Linked DNA regions of Homo sapiens: region 2 is linked to region 1. Evidence: chromatin contacts called from ENCODE Hi-C or POLR2A ChIA-PET data. All regions are on one chromosome and are shown on one strand. The core of a region is the stretch at or near the end of the contact, and the rest is flanking DNA. Distances in the headings are between cores, read along the strand shown. Region 1 overlaps TBC1D1 (TBC1 domain family member 1). Region 2 overlaps ATP8A1 (ATPase phospholipid transporting 8A1).

Evidence for each region. Hi-C counts contacts between places; a loop is a spot of excess contacts on that map. ChIA-PET counts read pairs that join two places held with the same protein, here RNA polymerase II (POLR2A). Pooled maps may share reads with other maps.
Region 2: a pooled map shows a loop between it and region 1 (11-fold over the local background). The contact joins two enhancer-like sites. A Hi-C loop is called at or near these places in 1 of 37 single-sample maps with no recorded cell type and 3 of 50 pooled maps. POLR2A ChIA-PET finds 5 or more read pairs at or near these places in 1 of 52 experiments (activated CD4-positive, alpha-beta T cell).

What each region holds. Positions count from the first base shown.
Region 1 is chr4:38,130,924-38,134,457 of GRCh38, forward strand. It overlaps TBC1D1 (TBC1 domain family member 1), which reads left to right. Exons shown (of 22, transcript NM_001396959.1): 21 at 2,161-2,334. Among named protein-coding and RNA genes, the nearest start is that of PTTG2, 170 kb to the left of the region's middle. RefSeq lists a silencer at 2,015-2,154. Within about 2 kb of position 1,493, at least 28 of the 41 ENCODE cell types and tissues checked have a DNase peak (open chromatin) inside an H3K27ac peak, as active enhancers do.
Region 2 is chr4:42,626,160-42,629,964 of GRCh38, forward strand. It overlaps ATP8A1 (ATPase phospholipid transporting 8A1), which reads right to left. Exons shown (of 37, transcript NM_006095.2): 2 at 836-950. Among named protein-coding and RNA genes, the nearest start is that of ATP8A1, 29 kb to the right of the region's middle. RefSeq lists a silencer at 809-858. Within about 2 kb of position 2,197, at least 15 of the 41 ENCODE cell types and tissues checked have a DNase peak (open chromatin) inside an H3K27ac peak, as active enhancers do.

The DNA.
Region 1 (3,534 bases), core at 243-2,742:
CAAGGACAGGCGCCCCTCCCAATTCTTTTCTTTCCCCAAGTAATTAGCCCAAGGGCTGAAGCCCTCGTTCAGTGACCAGGGTTCTCCTTTGACCACCAGCCTCATATTGCCATGGTTTGGGGTAAATTCAGGGGCATAACTGCAGAATGAAGGGCCTAGGAGTCTTGGCAGTCAGGAGATCATCAGGCAATTAAGCAGAGATGATTGTGACCCAGGGTGGTTCCTAGGGATTAATGGAGGCCTGGAAGAGTTTATGGCTTTGGGTACTGCTGAGAGCCATTAACTTAACACAGAACATCAATCCGTAGGAAAAGCCAGAGGTTTTGTTCCCAGGCTTTCCAGGTTAGGAGATCACTTAAATCTTTGTGAAAGAAAAAAAGTAATAGTGTACATGACATTTATTCAGCACCATATTTATAATTATACATGAGTGCCAAACAATCTCAGTTTTAACATTTGTGGTTTTTACTGTTCAGACTATTCAGAAGTTCCATGACGTGGCATCCATTGATGATGGTTTTGCTGAGGTTGAAATGTGAGGGTTTTGTGGCAGGTGTGTGGAAGCAGATCCCTTAGCTAAGAGAGCGCCTGCTCAACCTGCCAGGCGTGTGCTGGGAACTTCCAGGAGTTGCCTCGTTTAATTCTCACAGCCATCCTGGGAGGTAGGCGCTGTCTGCCCCAGGTGGGAGGCCAGGAACTGTGGCTGAGAGAGGTTAAGTACCGAGCTCAAGTCATTCATAGAGTCGCCAGTGGAGCCGCAATTTTAAGGCTGACTCAAAGCCTCTGAGCCAGTTACCTCGGCTGTCAAATGGAGATAATAATCCCTGCTGACCTCACGGTCGCTCTGAAGGACAAAAGAGAATCAGTTCAATCCAGTAAACAATTCTCTCTCTCCCTCTTACTCCCCTCGCACACATGCACACACACCCCACAGATATAATGGATTTTAGTTTTTAGGCATCAAATGACTTTTGTGCCTTATTAATATTATCCACTGAATCAAAAACAGCAAGCTGAAAAATTCATCTCAAGGAAGAGAAAATAAGATTGTTGGGAATGGTGAGAAAGGAAACATGGTTTTTGAAAATTGATTCCAGGGAAGATAGGCTAGTTTGAATGCCAGTAGGGAGCCATCAGAAGAAGTAGTTTTACACTGATTTTTAACAATATTGGAGTTGCTTAAGGCAATGCAATAGAGAGGCAGTTTCTGCCCTTTTAAAGCCTGACTTCACTTTCTGAATGTGTGTTCTGATCTAGCAGGGTTTTTTTTTTTTTTCTTTTAAGATGGTCCCAGCTTGACTGCATTCTCAGATCCATCAGATAAACGTTAGGGCTTCACTGCTGTGCTGAGAGGCCCCAGCCCCTGGGGTTCTCTCATAGAAACAACTGGAAAGAAAGGAAATGCCTTGGGCAGCAGCAGCAGCAGCTGTCTTCTGATTCTGCTTTCCGCCCTGCCTTCCTTACCAAGAGAAAGTACAGACACGGACGGCTTGAGTCACTTAGGCACTTAGGAGTTGTTTTTCACACGTGTGGTGTTTTCGTCACCATTACTATTGTGGGAAAGAAGACAACTCAGGCATCGTTTCGTATTCACTCATCTGTGTGGGTGACATGTGGGTTTTGGCTCATTTCTGCATATTTGTGTGCAAAGGAGAGTTTTTTAGTAAACAGTCCCATTACTTAGCTGTTCTTGTAACTCTGAAAACCCAACTGAACTATAATTAAACTTTGACTTGGTGACTCTGCAAACAGGCTATGATTCTTTTGTTTCTTTTCTCCTTTTAACCCATAGTTGATGTATCTAACCTAACAGAATTTTCAGAGAAAAGAAGTGAAATAAGAACTAAAAATAAATTTTTATGTCTTTAAAAATGAGAGGTTTTTTTTTTTTTTTTGGCTTTTGGAAGGTGAGTATCAAAAACCTGTACTTAATGTTACCTTGGAATTATTTCTAGATGTTTCTTATATCCTTTTGTCCCAAGTAAAATTATTACCTTCTCAGTGCGTAGTTTTTCTTATTTATTACTTCTAGTACCAAGTGTAGAGCTAAGCGTAGAGGAGACGCTTCACAGGTGCGCATTGTCGTGATTGCAGACGCCTGCCTGTACTTGTGGGGTTTTTCTCAGTTTTAGTACGTGATGACTTTTCTTTCTATAACAGGTATTTGAAATGGACATCGCTAAACAGTTACAAGCTTATGAAGTTGAGTACCACGTCCTTCAAGAAGAACTTATCGATTCCTCTCCTCTCAGTGACAACCAAAGAATGGATAAATTAGAGAAAACCAACAGCAGCTTACGCAAACAGAACCTTGACCTCCTTGAACAGTTGCAGGTAGAGCATATTTATAAAGCAGCTTCCTGAATCACAAATATATGGTAGTTCATTAACTCACCAAAGGCAACAGCAGGCTGGGCTTTCCCATGACCAGAGGACCTTTCCCACCCTGATCTGTTTATAGTTGGGATCAAAGGTATCCCGGGAGAATGGGTCCTTTTTATTATGGAGCAGACAGATTGTCCTTTGCTAAGGTCAGGCAGTCCCAGAGCTTTCTGAGAGGCTGTTTCTGCACTTAACTCTTTTAGGGGACAGGCCCAGAGATGAACTTGGATTCAGGATGCCGTGGCCTGTTAGCTGAATGCCAGCCGTTGTCATTACTCAAAGAGAATCTAAGAGCTTTTAACTTCTATGAGCAAAACCAGCTAGGTCCACAGAGGGATGGTAAAGGAGGAAAGTAACACAGAAATAAATATAACAAACCAGAAGAGATGATAATTCTTTGTGAGTCCTTGGTGCATATACAAAGATTTGATTAATGAAGGTCTCAGTTCTCCCCTCTAGAAACTTCCATTTCAACACGGATATACTCAGGTGAGGACATACAGAAGAAAGACCAGTTGAGACTGTGCACGCAGGAGGGTGTGCAGAGCAAGCACTGAGGTGCAGCACGGAGACCAGAGCTGGCCAGGTCCAGCATCACCCCCACCCCCACATCACCCAGGCACACTGCCCAAAAGAACACCTAACTGCGGAGTGCAGCTCTTTTGTCAATCTGATGGCATGAAGCAACCATATGTTCTACTTTTTTCTACTTTTTTTAATGTCACAAGTGTGTAGCAGTGCTGTCCCTGTTAAGGAGTTGTTTTGAGGGTGTTTTTAAAAGTTGTTTTTGAGTGGCTGTGGATAAAAATACATATTTTTGCCGAAATTTTTATGGTGTTCCTGGGCTGTCCTGAGAATAAGTTCCATTCTGATCTAAGCCTCTGATTTTTCTTCATAGAAAGATGAGCTTTGCAGACACAAGCTTGGCAGCAAGGTGAGAAAGGCCAGCCTAGTGAGTCAAGCTATCTGAAATGCATTCCTCCCAGCGGGCATTCCATCCCAGCATACCCTATCAGATATGTGAAAGAGAGGAACCAAGACCGAATGCTATTCCTGCCCAGCCCTAATAACCACTCACATTCTGAAATTTAACTTCTTTTTTTCCCCTGAGATGTCCTAACTGAAAATATGCCTGTATACAATTTACCCTGG
Region 2 (3,805 bases), core at 947-3,446, 4.5 Mb after region 1:
GGGGTTCTGTTTGAATTTTCTTCACTGCCACTCCAGGAACATGGCTAGAAATCCACACTAAACACACCAGATATGCCCACATCAGTAAGATATCACTACTTAGGTCTTAGAAACACCCAGATCTTCCTCTTGTTTATCAAATAGAAAGGAGATTAAAGCAGACACATGCCACATTACCCAAATTGAGAAATGTTCCTCTAGAATTTGAAATTGTACATATTAAGTGGGCACTTCTCAAATCTAGTTAACTCTGCCACTGGAGAAACACTTTATTGGTATTGAAGGTGTTTATGTGGTCCCAGAAGCCGCATAAGTGGCCAGTGCTTACACAGATACTTTTTACATTATTGTTGGAATGAAAACACAACAGTGCAGTGAAGTAATTCGCACAGCCCTCCATTCCTCCACACCATACTAAACTTCACAACTATCAAAAACCAATACTTAAAGACTATATAACCAGAAGGAATTCTTGGTGCAGAATTGCAAAGACCTCTTCTAAAATGTTAAAACTTGCTAACCAAAACCAGTAACGCATCGCTCTATTAACAGGTTTAGGACAGAGGCATTTACACATAAGCAGCTTTCATTATTCAATATCTATGCAGCATCGGCAGAGGATGGGTGCTTATTCTTTCTGCTCCTCGCTATTTCCAGATTCTTATGAATATTTCTCTATGGGAGAGAAGATGGGGAAACAGCCTATTCACACTGCCAACAGGGAGCTCTCAAATATTAACTGACTGCACTGAAAGCTCTTTGCAAGCATTTTCATTTTGACCTAACCAGCTCTGCTCTGCTGGCTGGTCTCATGGCATTCTTTGGTAGTTCTTACCTGACATGGTTATTGCAGAATTTTGTCAGCTGGGGCTGGTTGATGAAAATAGTCCTTACTTCCTCCTGGTCAGCCAGTGAGGTCTTCTCTGAAACATCATCTGTCTTCTCATAACCTTAAAAAGAGATCTTCTTATTGTACAAGAAATGTTTTATTGTCCAGACCAAAAACAGATTTCATAACTAGTCTAGAATATGAAATCTGTTAAAAGCTACTTGCTTCCCCTTAACTGTTGTTTCTTTTATAATAAAAAGTAACATCCCCATATTTAACATTTCTACTAGATTTAAAGGGCAGCATTTAACAGTCATGTAAAAACTGAGCCATATCAAAAACAAGACATAACATCAACTTTCCATTTCCCCCGTAAGTGTTCAACTTCTTTCCTTCCACTATATAAAAAGATGCCCAGAAGTAAACCTTAATTTTAAACTGGTTTAAATTACAGTTTTAGGTAAAACTAACAAGGTAATTTAAAATATAGTCAAAAATTAAAGCATATGCATTTAATACTTTTCTGGGTTTTTTCCCAGATGAAGACAGAAGAAAAGATAAATAGTAAGGTTTAAATAGAGAACTGCAACAATGATCCAACTCACTATCATCACCTATTTTTTTCTCCAGTTAGAATTCATGTTCACAAACGAACTTTAAATTTCTCAAGAGCACTTCAAGTCATCTCATAATCATTGAAACAACAGGATACATTCAACTGGGTACTTTGTTGCAATGTTGACAAACACTTTAAAAAATACATACAAGTTCTAGAACAGAATATCAACAGATAGTATTTTAAACAGCTTTTTGTGTCTTCTAGTGAAAAATCAAAGGGGTGACAACAGTACTGTATCTCCAAAACCCATTTTTCTTCTCTTTTCTGCCTAGCCAATGCCAACTCCTCCCATAAGACCTGCTGACATGTGGTTTCTTCTGAAGTGTTCTATGATGTTCAAGTTAGGTAAAACGTCTTTGGGTTTCCACAGCCCTCTGAACCTCCCCACTCTTCAGCAAAACACTTACCAGAAGGTTTTGTTGCTGCCTGAGTCAGGTTCCCCCTACCAGAATGGGAACTCCCTAGGGCCATAGAGGGTGTGTTATTCATCTTCTCAACACCAGTGCCAACAAACAGCAGGTACCCAATGTTTGCCGAATACATATACCCAATGAAAAATGAGTGGTTGACTGTTTTTTGGGGGCAAGAAAAGCTGCTCCACCCACTGATGAAAAAACAACTGTTGGCCAAGTGCTGGTAACAACTATGTGAAAAGCTGGCCTGTGGGGTTTGTTATAGTATGAAACCAGAAAATCACTGAGGTGTTCTACAAAGGTGAGAAGCATGAGCACAGGGACTGGGGTGTGAGAAACGGTGTCATGTGTGCAGGGGAGAGCAAACAGGGCAGTGCTGCTGGAGCACAGACAGAAGGCGGACGAGAAACCACGCTGAGGAAGCACGCAGGCCAGGTCCCAGAGGACCCTGCGCTCTGCTTGGCAGCCAACCACTGAAAGCTTTCCAAGTAGGAGGGGCACAGGGTGAGAGGCACATTGTATCCTTATCACCCTGGAGGTCACATGGCTCCGAGTAGATTCTGTCACACCCATTTTGCAGTTTCAGACCCAATCAGCAGCTTTGCTCACAGTGTTTCCCTACACCATGTTCTAAACACATACTTTTCCCTCTAGTTTTGTATAATTGAAATTTCACACATGGGTTATTGAATAGAGGGAGATCAATCTTTAAAAAAAATTGAGTCCTTTATTAGGTCTTCCTTCGTGGTAGCATGAAGACCAGAGTGTGCTGTTCCCCGCCTCTGGATTAGAGAGAGAGCCTCAAAAAAACCAGCTCTTCACTCCACTCTGAGCTGATGTTCTCAGGTTGTGTTGTATTTACTTTATATAATGGACTTTTGAGTGTTGTATCTACTTTATGTAATGGGACTTTTGAGGGCCCCGCCCTTGGATGTCCTTAGCTGAGGAACTGGGTGTTACTCCATCCAGACACACCTACTTACATTGAGGTCTCAAACGCTGCTGGGAGAGCACTGGATATTGCTATCCACTGAAAGCAATTGGATACTGCATCTCCCCCTCAGATATTAACTTGTATTCAAGAATTTCTGTGGGGCAAAGGATTTTCCTTGAACTAAAGGGACTGGAATTAACCCCATCCCTTATGTGGGAATCAGAGTAATTAAAACAATCCTAATGGATTAGTAGGGGCCCAACCTAGGTCAGATAATAAGGGATCTTTAAAGAGAAAACTCACCAAAATGAAGGGGAAAATCTAAACTGTAAACTGTTGCCAGGGGTAGGACCATCGAAGAGACTGGATGGCTCTGAGCACAGGATTTCACAGACAACATAGGCTTTCTTTACCCAGGCATTACAGAAAAGCTTTGGAAAGATATTGTACATGAAGCTGAATGTATGCAGAACGCTTCGCTCTGTTGTGCCCTGACCAGGTGTGATACTGAGGAAGGGAGATCTGCACTGAAAGCAGGGAGTGAGGCTCTCAGCCAGTGGAGCTGGTAGGCACCTCTCCCCTGTCTCCTCAGCAGTGACATGGAGAGCCATCAGGCACCTGAAGCCCACTCCCAGAATGTTTGAAGGCCAGAGATTGCAGGTATCACCTTCTGTTATGTATCCAATTCTGTTTACTCCTAGCAGGTGACAGCAAGCTAGCAGTAAACAGGCACAGCAACCTCAGAGGTTCTCAGAAATATCTCAGTGAACATACTTGACCTCAGAGATCCTCAGGAATATTCTGATGAAGGTACCTGGGAAAAAGACTAGCATTTTTGCTAATTTGGAAGTGAGAGTTTGTAACCATTATAATTAAACTCTTCAATGCAATCATCTTACATTGCAGAAATGGGCAACTTAGGTCTGGACTTAACGTAAGTAACCTGTCAATCCAGACTCTTTCCATGTAAAGAGAAACGGACTCTTCCATTTGATTAATGAACCAACACT